Linked DNA regions of Homo sapiens: region 2 is linked to region 1. A link is an interaction called in ENCODE POLR2A ChIA-PET data of the cell type or tissue named here. Cell type or tissue: Panc1. All regions are shown on one strand. Links, peaks and the distances in the headings refer to the core of each region. The heading gives the core; the rest is flanking DNA. Region 1 overlaps CD99L2 (CD99 molecule like 2). Region 2 has its middle 17 kb from the start of LINC02927.

Evidence for each region. Peaks named below come from ENCODE experiments on the same cell type or tissue, not always from the same donor. Only the 100,000 strongest peaks of a DNase experiment are listed, where the experiment ranks them.
Region 2: POLR2A ChIA-PET joins it to region 1 with 8 read pairs; 3 of 35 experiments call an interaction of 5 or more read pairs at or near these places.

What each region holds. Positions count from the first base shown.
Region 1 is chrX:150,876,498-150,880,888 of GRCh38, forward strand. The region is part of intron 1 of CD99L2 (CD99 molecule like 2); the gene reads right to left. Among named protein-coding and RNA genes, the nearest start is that of CD99L2, 20 kb to the right of the region's middle. RefSeq lists an enhancer at 4,202-4,301. In Panc1, for the core only: no CTCF peak of the experiment used is centred there; no DNase peak of the experiment used is centred there.
Region 2 is chrX:150,932,283-150,936,673 of GRCh38, forward strand. No RefSeq gene overlaps it. Among named protein-coding and RNA genes, the nearest start is that of LINC02927, 17 kb to the left of the region's middle. In Panc1, for the core only: no CTCF peak of the experiment used is centred there; a DNase peak (open chromatin) is centred at 2,330; H3K4me3 peaks cover 640 bases; H3K27ac peaks cover 2,868 bases.

The DNA.
Region 1 (4,391 bases), core at 167-4,166:
TCCATTCTCATGAATGGGAAAAATCTAGCTTTATTTATTGATTACCTCTTTCATTTATTTGACAAATATCTACCAACACCTAGCATGTGCCTTATCCTGTTCTAGGTCCTGGGAATATAACAGTGAACAAAACAGATTTTTTAAATCCTGCCTTTATGAAACTTATATTCAACTAGATGAAATGGTTATCATCATAGAAATACACACATTTTCAAAATTTAGTCAGGAAGAAAGACAAAAATCTAAACAGAGAAAATGCCACGGGGAAGAACAGGAAAGTTGTCTTTGAATTACCTCTTTAAAAGAATCAACCTAGGCTCAGTCCACAAAAGAATTATGTCAGTCCTCAAAAGACAGATAATTTCTCTCCTGTTCCAATTTTCCAGAGCAGAGAAATAAGAAAAACTGCCCATTTCTTTTAGTAACAGCTGGAAAAGGTAGTACAGAAAAACTATACTACAGTCTAATCTCACTTTTAAATACTGATATAAAAATCATATCTAGGTCAGGCATGGTGGCTCATGCCTATATTCCCAGTACTTTGGGAGGCCAATGCAGGAGGACTGCTTGAGCCCAAGTGATCGAAACCAGCATGGACAACATAGCGAGACCCTGTCTCTTAATAAAAAAAAAAAAAAAAGAAAGAAAGAAACAAAAAAGTCATAAATATACAGAAAAACTATTGATAGAATTTACTACATTAACAGGTTAAATAGAAGCAGAGAGACCTTGGGAGACACCAAAGGACCACTTGATAAAATTTGGCATCCAATTCTGATTTTTTAAAAAGACAAATCCTTAGTAAAAATAGGAGTCAGGATTTATCCTTAATGTGATAAAAATACATATCACAAACTAAAGTCAAGAACAAGCAAAGAGACTATTAGCACCACTATTATTTAATAGCCAGTAGAATCAGATAAGAGAACCAGATAAGTGATTATAAAGGGAAAAATATTGGAAGAGGAAAGTCATCACTATTTGCAGATAATATGGTTATATACCTGGAAATGCCAACAGAATCAAGAGCAAAACTAGGAAAGGCCAGGCATGGTGGCTCATACCTGTAAGCCCAGCACTTTGAAAGACTGAGGCAGGAGGATTGCTTGAGGCCAGGAGTTTAAGACCAGCTTGGGCATAACAAGAGCCCGTTTCTACATAAAATTTAAAAATTAGCCAGGTGTGGTGGCATGTGCCTGTAGTCCCAGCTACTCAGGAGGCTACGGCAGAAGAACTGCTTGAGGCCAGGAGTTTGAGGCTGCAGTGAGCTGTGATCGCACCACTGCATTCCAGCCTGGGCAACAGTGAGTCCACGTCTCAAAAAAAGAAAACAACACTAAAAATACACAAAACAATAAAACTAGGAGAAATAAAAATAAAAAGATTGTTAGGTAAAGTGGCTAACGAAGAATGCTAGGCACTCCAGGCTGGGTAACAGAGTAAGACCTTATCTCAAACACATACACACACACACACACACACACACACACACACACACACACACACACCAGTAGCTTTCTCAGACACCAACAATCCTCACTTAGAGAACATAGTAGGGGGCCAGGTGCAGTGGCTCACGCTTGTAATCCCAGCACTTTGGGAGGCTGAGGCAGGCAGATCACCTGAGGTCAAGAGTTCAAGACCAGCCTGGCCAACATGGTGAAACCCTGTCTCTACTAAAAATACAAAAATTAGCTGGGCATGGTGGCACATGCCTGTAATCCCAGCTACTCAGGAGGCTGAGACAGGATAATCACTTGAACCCGGGAGGCGGAGGCTGCAGTGAGCCAAGATCATACCACTGCACTCCAGCCTGGGCAACAAGGGCAAAACTCTGTCTAAAAAAAAAAAAAGGGAAAGAAAACACCATGGGGGAAAAATGTCCCATTCACAACAGGAATATATACTACAGAGCACTTGAGAATAAGTCTGACAAGCAATGTGAAAAATAAACTTGAAAAAAGTCATAAAACACAAAGACAACAGAACTAAATATAGAGAGACCTTGAATTTGAATAGGAAAACTTAATACTACTAAAAAAAAAAAAGAAGGAAAGAAAAGAAAAAAAAAAGGAAAAAAATGTTGATTTTCCTAAGACTCTCACCTAGTCAATGCAAGTGCAATCGGAATCCCAACGGACTTTTTTTAAAAACTTGACTCTAAAGTATATGTGAATAAAATGCATGGGAAGATAAATTTCAAAACAAGAGTAATTTTTTAAAGGCCTGCCCCTATCAGATTCTAAAATTTCTGCAATTTATTAATCAAAGCAACATTTAAATACATTTTTTAAATTGCAGTACACATATGACCCAGCTCATCATTAACTGTTTACATTCAATGCTTGACCCCAATATCAATTCAAAGGTCATTGGGGTCCATTATTTGGATATCACTAATGTAGACATTTCCTGCTACCAACTCTAAATAAGCAGTTCTATGCCACATTGCTACCATTGCCTGCTCTCTATCAAGCTAATTTAAGGACTTTCTTATATACATTCTCCCAAATAACAACTCTACAGCAAGGAGTGAGGTCACCCCTTCCTTCCAATTCCACTCATCAGAGAGGTCACTGGTATCAATGATTTGGGACCTGCTACTTCAATAATCAACCTAAAAAATACAGGTACCCTGGTGGCCGTAGAGAAACCTTCCAGTAGACAAGAGGGGAAGATGACAGAAGTCACACTCCAGTTTGACTGAGAATTGAAGGCAGATGAGGTAGAAAGGTAGGGAGTGGAGACCTAAAGGAGAAAGGAGATAAGATACTAGCTTATTAAAAGGGAGGCAGAGGAAAGAGAGATGTTGAAGGATGAAGGAAAACTTTAGCTTTTTAGGTGAGTGGAAAGAATTAAGAAAAGGGAGAAGGTGGCAATTGAAAACATAGAGCAGAAGTGTTGAATTTGACCAATAAGGTCCCTGCTCTCAAGTAGGAAGATGCATTTATAAAGGAATGATATACCATGAAGTACCTGGCAACAGATAAATCTAACAAGAAACATGAAGGACTCACCGTGATTCAGGGTATGGCCAGGGCCTCCTGGTTCCAGGTTTAGTGCCCTTTGCCTTAAACAGAATTTTACTCCAGAACACATGATCTAATGAGCACATAAAAGGATGCCCAAGCCAGGTGTGGTGGCTCACACTTGTAATCCCAGCACTTTGGGGGCCAAGGCAGAAGGATCAATTGAGCCTAGGAGTTCAAGACCAGCCTGGGCAACATGGCGAAACCCTGTCTCTACAAAAACTAAAAAAAAAAAAAAAAAAAAAAAAAAAAGCTCGGCATGGTGGTACACACCTGTAGCCCCAGCTAATCAGGAGGCTAAGGTGGGAAGATTGGTTGAGCCTGGGAGGCAGAGGCTGCAGTGAGCCTTGTTGGTGCCACTGCACTCCAGCCTGGGTGACAGAGCAACACCCTGTCTCCAAAAAAAAAAAAAAAAAAAAAAAGACACCCAACTTCATTAGTCACTAGGGAAATGCAAATCAAACCCAAACCCATCATGAGTTACCACTTCACACTTACCAGGATGACTAAAATAAAAATGAAACAGAAAATAACAAGTGTTGGCAAGGACATAGAGAAACTGGAACCTTCCTACACTGCTGGTGGGATTGTAAAATGACACAGCAACTTTGTAAAATAGTCTGACAGTTCCTTACAAAGTTAAACATAGCATTACCATATGACTTCACAACTCCACCCAAGAGAATTAAAAACATAAGTCCACACAAACACCTGTACATAACTGTTCACAGCAGCACCATTCATAGCAGCTGCAAAGCAGAAACAACCTGAATGTTCATCAGCTGGGGAACAGATAAACACCATGTGGTCTACCCATAAAATGGAATACTATTTGACCATAAAAAGGAATGAATATCTGATCCATGCTACAACGTGGATGGACCTTGACAATATCACGCTAAGTAAAAGAAGCCAGACACAAAAGGCCAGATATTATATCATTCCATTTATATGAATGCCCAGAATAGGGAAATCCATAGAGGCTGAAAGCAGATTAGTAGCTGCTGAGGGCCAGGGGGAAGGTGGGAAATGGGAGGGGCTGGTAAGGGGTTTCTTTTTAGGGTAATAAAATGTTCTAAAATTAGATAATGAGAGTGATGGTTGCACAGTTTTGAATACACTAGAAACCACCGAGCTGTGTATTTTAACAGGTAAATCGTATGGTGTGTGAAAGAAAATGGAACTGTTTTAACATGTGGGAGGAGAAAGGAAATTAATCCTCTACACAAAAAAGCCTTCTGTAGTTTAGAGGCAGTGGATATAAAGGACGCATCTGTGACTTGGGGCAAGTCTCTTTGTGACTTTCTACCACTATTTTCTCTTCTAAAAAGAAGATTGGGGCCTTCCAAGAAACCCACCCTC
Region 2 (4,391 bases), core at 192-4,191, 56 kb after region 1:
GTTGCAGTGAGCTGAGATCATGTCACTGCACTCCAGCCTGGGCAACAGAGTGAGACTCTGTTTCAAAAAAAAAAAAAAATCCCTGTGCTCAGTCAAGTTTGATGGCTCATGCCTGTAATCCCAGCACTTTGGGAGGCTGAGGCCAGAGGATCACTTTGGGACCAGCCTGGGCAGCATAGTGAGATGCTGCTTCTACAGAAACATAAAATAGCCAGGCATGGTGGTGTGTGCCTGTAGTGCTAGCTACTTGGGAGGCTGTTGTTGGAGGGTTGTTTGATCCCAGGAGTTTGAGGCTGCAGTGAGCCATAATTGTGTCACTGCACTACAGTCTAGGTGACAGAGCAAGACACTGTCTCAAAAAAAAAAAAAAAAAAAATTGCCCATGCTCAGTCTCTCCCTCCAAAGGTGTGGGGGTGGGGCAGGAGGCTCCTCAGGACCTGCTAATGAAATGTTGCTTTTCCCAAATCTCTTGATGAAGTTGTAGCAAAAGGAGCTCCGACTGAACTTCCTCTTCAGAAGCCCTTGGGGAATTGAGACATTGAGCCCAACAGAATGTAAATCAAAGAAGCCATCCTTGCCATTAACTCAAAATGGATCCAAGACTTAAATACGACAGCTACAACTTTCAAAACTATAAAATTCTTAGAAGAAAACATAGGGGTAAATCTTTGTGACCTTGGCAATGGTTTCCTTCATATGGGAACAAAAATACGAGCAACCAAAGAAAAAAATAAATAAATTGAACTTCATCAAAATTAAAAACATTTCTGGCTGGGTGCAGTGGCTCACACCTGTAATCCCAGCATTTTGGGAGGCTGAGAGGAGTAGCTCACTTGAGGTCAGAAGTTCAAGACCAGCCTGGCCATTATGGTGAAACCCTGTCTCTACTAAAAGTACAAAAATTAGCCGGATGTGATGGCGCACACCTGTAACCCCAGCTACTCGGGTGGCTGAGGCAGGAGAATCACTTGAACCTAGGAGGCGGAGGCTGCAGGGAGCCGAGATTGCACCACTGCACTCCAGCCTGGGTGACAGAGCAAGACTCTGTCTCAAAAAAAAAAAAAAAAAATTAAAAACATTTCTGCTTCAAAGAATATGTCTTGTGGAGAATACTTCTTTGCAGTTATATTGTCTTTATAACCCTGAATAAAAAATTGCATGTGCAGAGTTCTGGCATAAGGATAGACATATAGGTCAATGGATGTCTATTCGATGGAGTAGAATTGAGATTCCAGAAACAAAACCTCACAGCTATGGTCAATTGCTTTTCCACAAGTGTGCCACAACAATTCAATGGGAGAAGGAATAGTCTTTTCAGCAAATGGTACTGGGAAAATTGGACATTCACATGCAAAAGAATGAATTCGGACCTCCTCCTTCACATCATATACAAACATTAACTCAAGGTGGATCACAGACCTTAATGTAAGAGCTAAAACGCTAAAATTGTTAGAAGAAAATGTAGGTGTCAATCTCCATGACCTTGAATTAGGCAATGGTTTCTTAGATATGACACCAAAAGCACAAGTGACTGTGATGGTTAATTGTATGCGTCAACTTGACTGGGCTAAACAATGCCCAGATATCTGGTCAAACATTATTTCTGGCTGTACCTATGAGAATGTTTCCAGAAGAGATTAGCATATGATTTGGTAGACTCAGTAAAGAAAAGCCTCCCTCCCCGCTGTGCGTAGGCATCAGCCAGTCTGTGGAGGGCCCTAAGAGAACAAAAAGGCAGAAGAAAGGTGAATTTGCTCTCCCTGCTTGAGCTGGGACATCCATCTTCGCCTGTCTTCAGACATCAGTGCTCCTCGTTCCTGGCCCTTCAGACTTACACTGAATTACATCATTGACTTTCCTGGTTCTCCAGCCTACACAGACAGCAGCTCAAGGAGATTCTTGGCTGATTCTTCCATATTATGTGTGTGTGTGTGTGTTGCTGTGCTCATATAAGTATGGTTGTGGTGTGGTTGCTATTCTCAGCTGGACGAGAGAAGACTCTTGAGGTGGGCTAGTATCTGTCTTAAATTCCTTAAGGGCTATAAAAGAGAGAAGGAATTCAACTTTCTCTCCAAGTCAGAGCCATAAAAATGGGAACAAAAGAAGGTTGTTACAGGGAAACAGGCTTCAGCTCAAGGTAGCAGGGAATTTCCTACAGGGCTTTACCAGGAGGCAAGGGGCTGCCTCAAGAGGTGGTGAGGAGAGGAGAGGTGTCCAAGCAGAGCCTGGACGAGCCCTTGGTGGTGTCATGCTGCGTGTAGCAGTCTGGGCCAGACAGCCTCCAAGCCTCCAACCTTGAGAAGCTCGGGTTTTGTGGATTACACAGCGAGTCAGGTGATGACTCTGCAGGGAGGCTGCCAGCATTCTCTGTGATGCTCTTGTGAACTGGAGAAAGGCCAATTTGCTTCAGCAAGGAGAAAGGAAGAGGCCGACAGTAAATTCCTGTGATGGCAGGCACCCTTTAGGAAATGGACTGTGTAAGCAGGTGGGGGAGCCTCTCCTCCTGGGCTGTGAAAGAAAACAGGGCTCCCTCTAGCTCCTCCTGAAAATTGGACAGGCAGCTCTCCTTCTCTCTCTCTCCTTTTGGGATGGCAGCTCCACGAGAGACCAGCCTGGGGGATATGTTAAAGGCATAAGAAAGGGTAGGTCTCTGTGGGCACAAGAACTTGAGGCTTTCCCGAGGTGGGAGGACAAGGTTAGGCTGTGGCTGGGTGGGACTGGCTCACACCGAGTGGAGGGCTACCCCTTTCACATCCCACCTGGAAATGCTCCTGCAAAGATGGAGTGAGAGCCTCTCCCTTTTCTGCCCACCTTCCTCTCAATATGGAGGAACCCACCTCCCCGCAAAATGCTGCTCTACAGTCCTTTGGCAATTTTCCTTTTGAAAAGCTGACCAATAAAGTCCACATATCATATACTTCCATTCAAATGAAAGTCCAGACTAGGAAAATCTACACAGACAGAAAGTAGGTTACTGGCTGCTTAGGGTCAGGGGGAGAGAGATGTAGGAGGAAAATAGTTTAAAGGGTATGAGGTTTCTTTGGGGAGTGACAAAAATATCTAAAATTGGCTGGTGATGGTTGCACAGCTCCGTTAATACACTACAAACCATTAAATTGTACACCTCAAATGGGTGACTCTGTGCTATGTGAATTATATTTCAATAAAGCTGTTTAAATGAAAGAAAGCTGATTGTTGGACAGTCCTTCCTTAGCTGCCCCACCTCGCTTTATTTCCAAGGAGCCCTGGAAGAACGTGTGCCGTGGATCCTTCTGCACCTGGCCTGTACCAGGGCCACTCTTGGGAATGTTGTTGCTCGTGCTGGGCGCCACTCTGTGGGGCTGGGCACCTCGTTGTGATTGCAGATGGTTGGCCAATGCACCGTGTGTGTGCAGCAATGAGAACTATGTGGAAGGCATTTAATACAGTGACTCACAGGGTCATGCTTGGAAAATTAATTCAAATTGGCTTGCATCAAGCCAAGGAAAACTGTCTGAAGAGGCTGTAAACAGAAGGTAATGGATTGAGCTGAAGCAGGGCTAGAGGGAAGGCACAGGGGGAGACAGCTGGCAGGAGGGGGTTGGTGTGGGGACCTGGTTGGGGGTGGGGCACAGAGGCTGAAGTCCGGGAACTCCATCTCCTGCCAGTTCCTCTCCCCACTCTGGAGTCCCCGGTACCTGGCCTGCTTCCCCTGGTCACACTGATCCTTGTCACTCCTGGGCATCCCGGGCATTTAGATATTTCTGTTTGCACTTTCTCTCTGTCCCGACTGGGAGCTCCCTGAGGGCAGGAAGGCGGTATCTGTAGACAAAGGAGAGCTATGAGTTCCCCGAGTGTCTGCCCCGCGAGTCCCTGGTGGGCTGCCAAGGGGCCCCAGCTTTTTAAACCCACACCTCACCAGTAAAAATATGAATGCAAACTTTACCTCCAGTGGTTTGCGCTGGGAAAATACAGCTCTCCTTATGGGTTTTCTAAAGAGATGTTATAATTTTTTTTAACAGATTTATTGAGGTATAATGTAGATACCACAAATTGCAAGTGTATAACTCAGTAATGTTTAGAAAATTTATAGAGTTGTGCAATCATCACCACCATCTCTGCTCAGAACATTTCCATCCCTAAATATGTCTTTTAAACTATGCCTTACCCCATATTCTGATGCACACAGGGACGTAAGATGTCCCCTTTCTTCCCCTCCCCAGTTCTGGAAAGTGAAAAGCTCAGTGACCTGGGGTCCTGCCATCTGTGTAGACACCAGCTGGACCCAGTTGTTGGGCTCTAGACTTGCAGGTAGCAGAGCTCTCAGCTTTTGCCCTGCCCTCCTGGCATTGTAAGAGCATCTCTCCCTGCACAGCTGGGAGCTAGGGTAAGGAGGCTTCCAGACGCTTCCT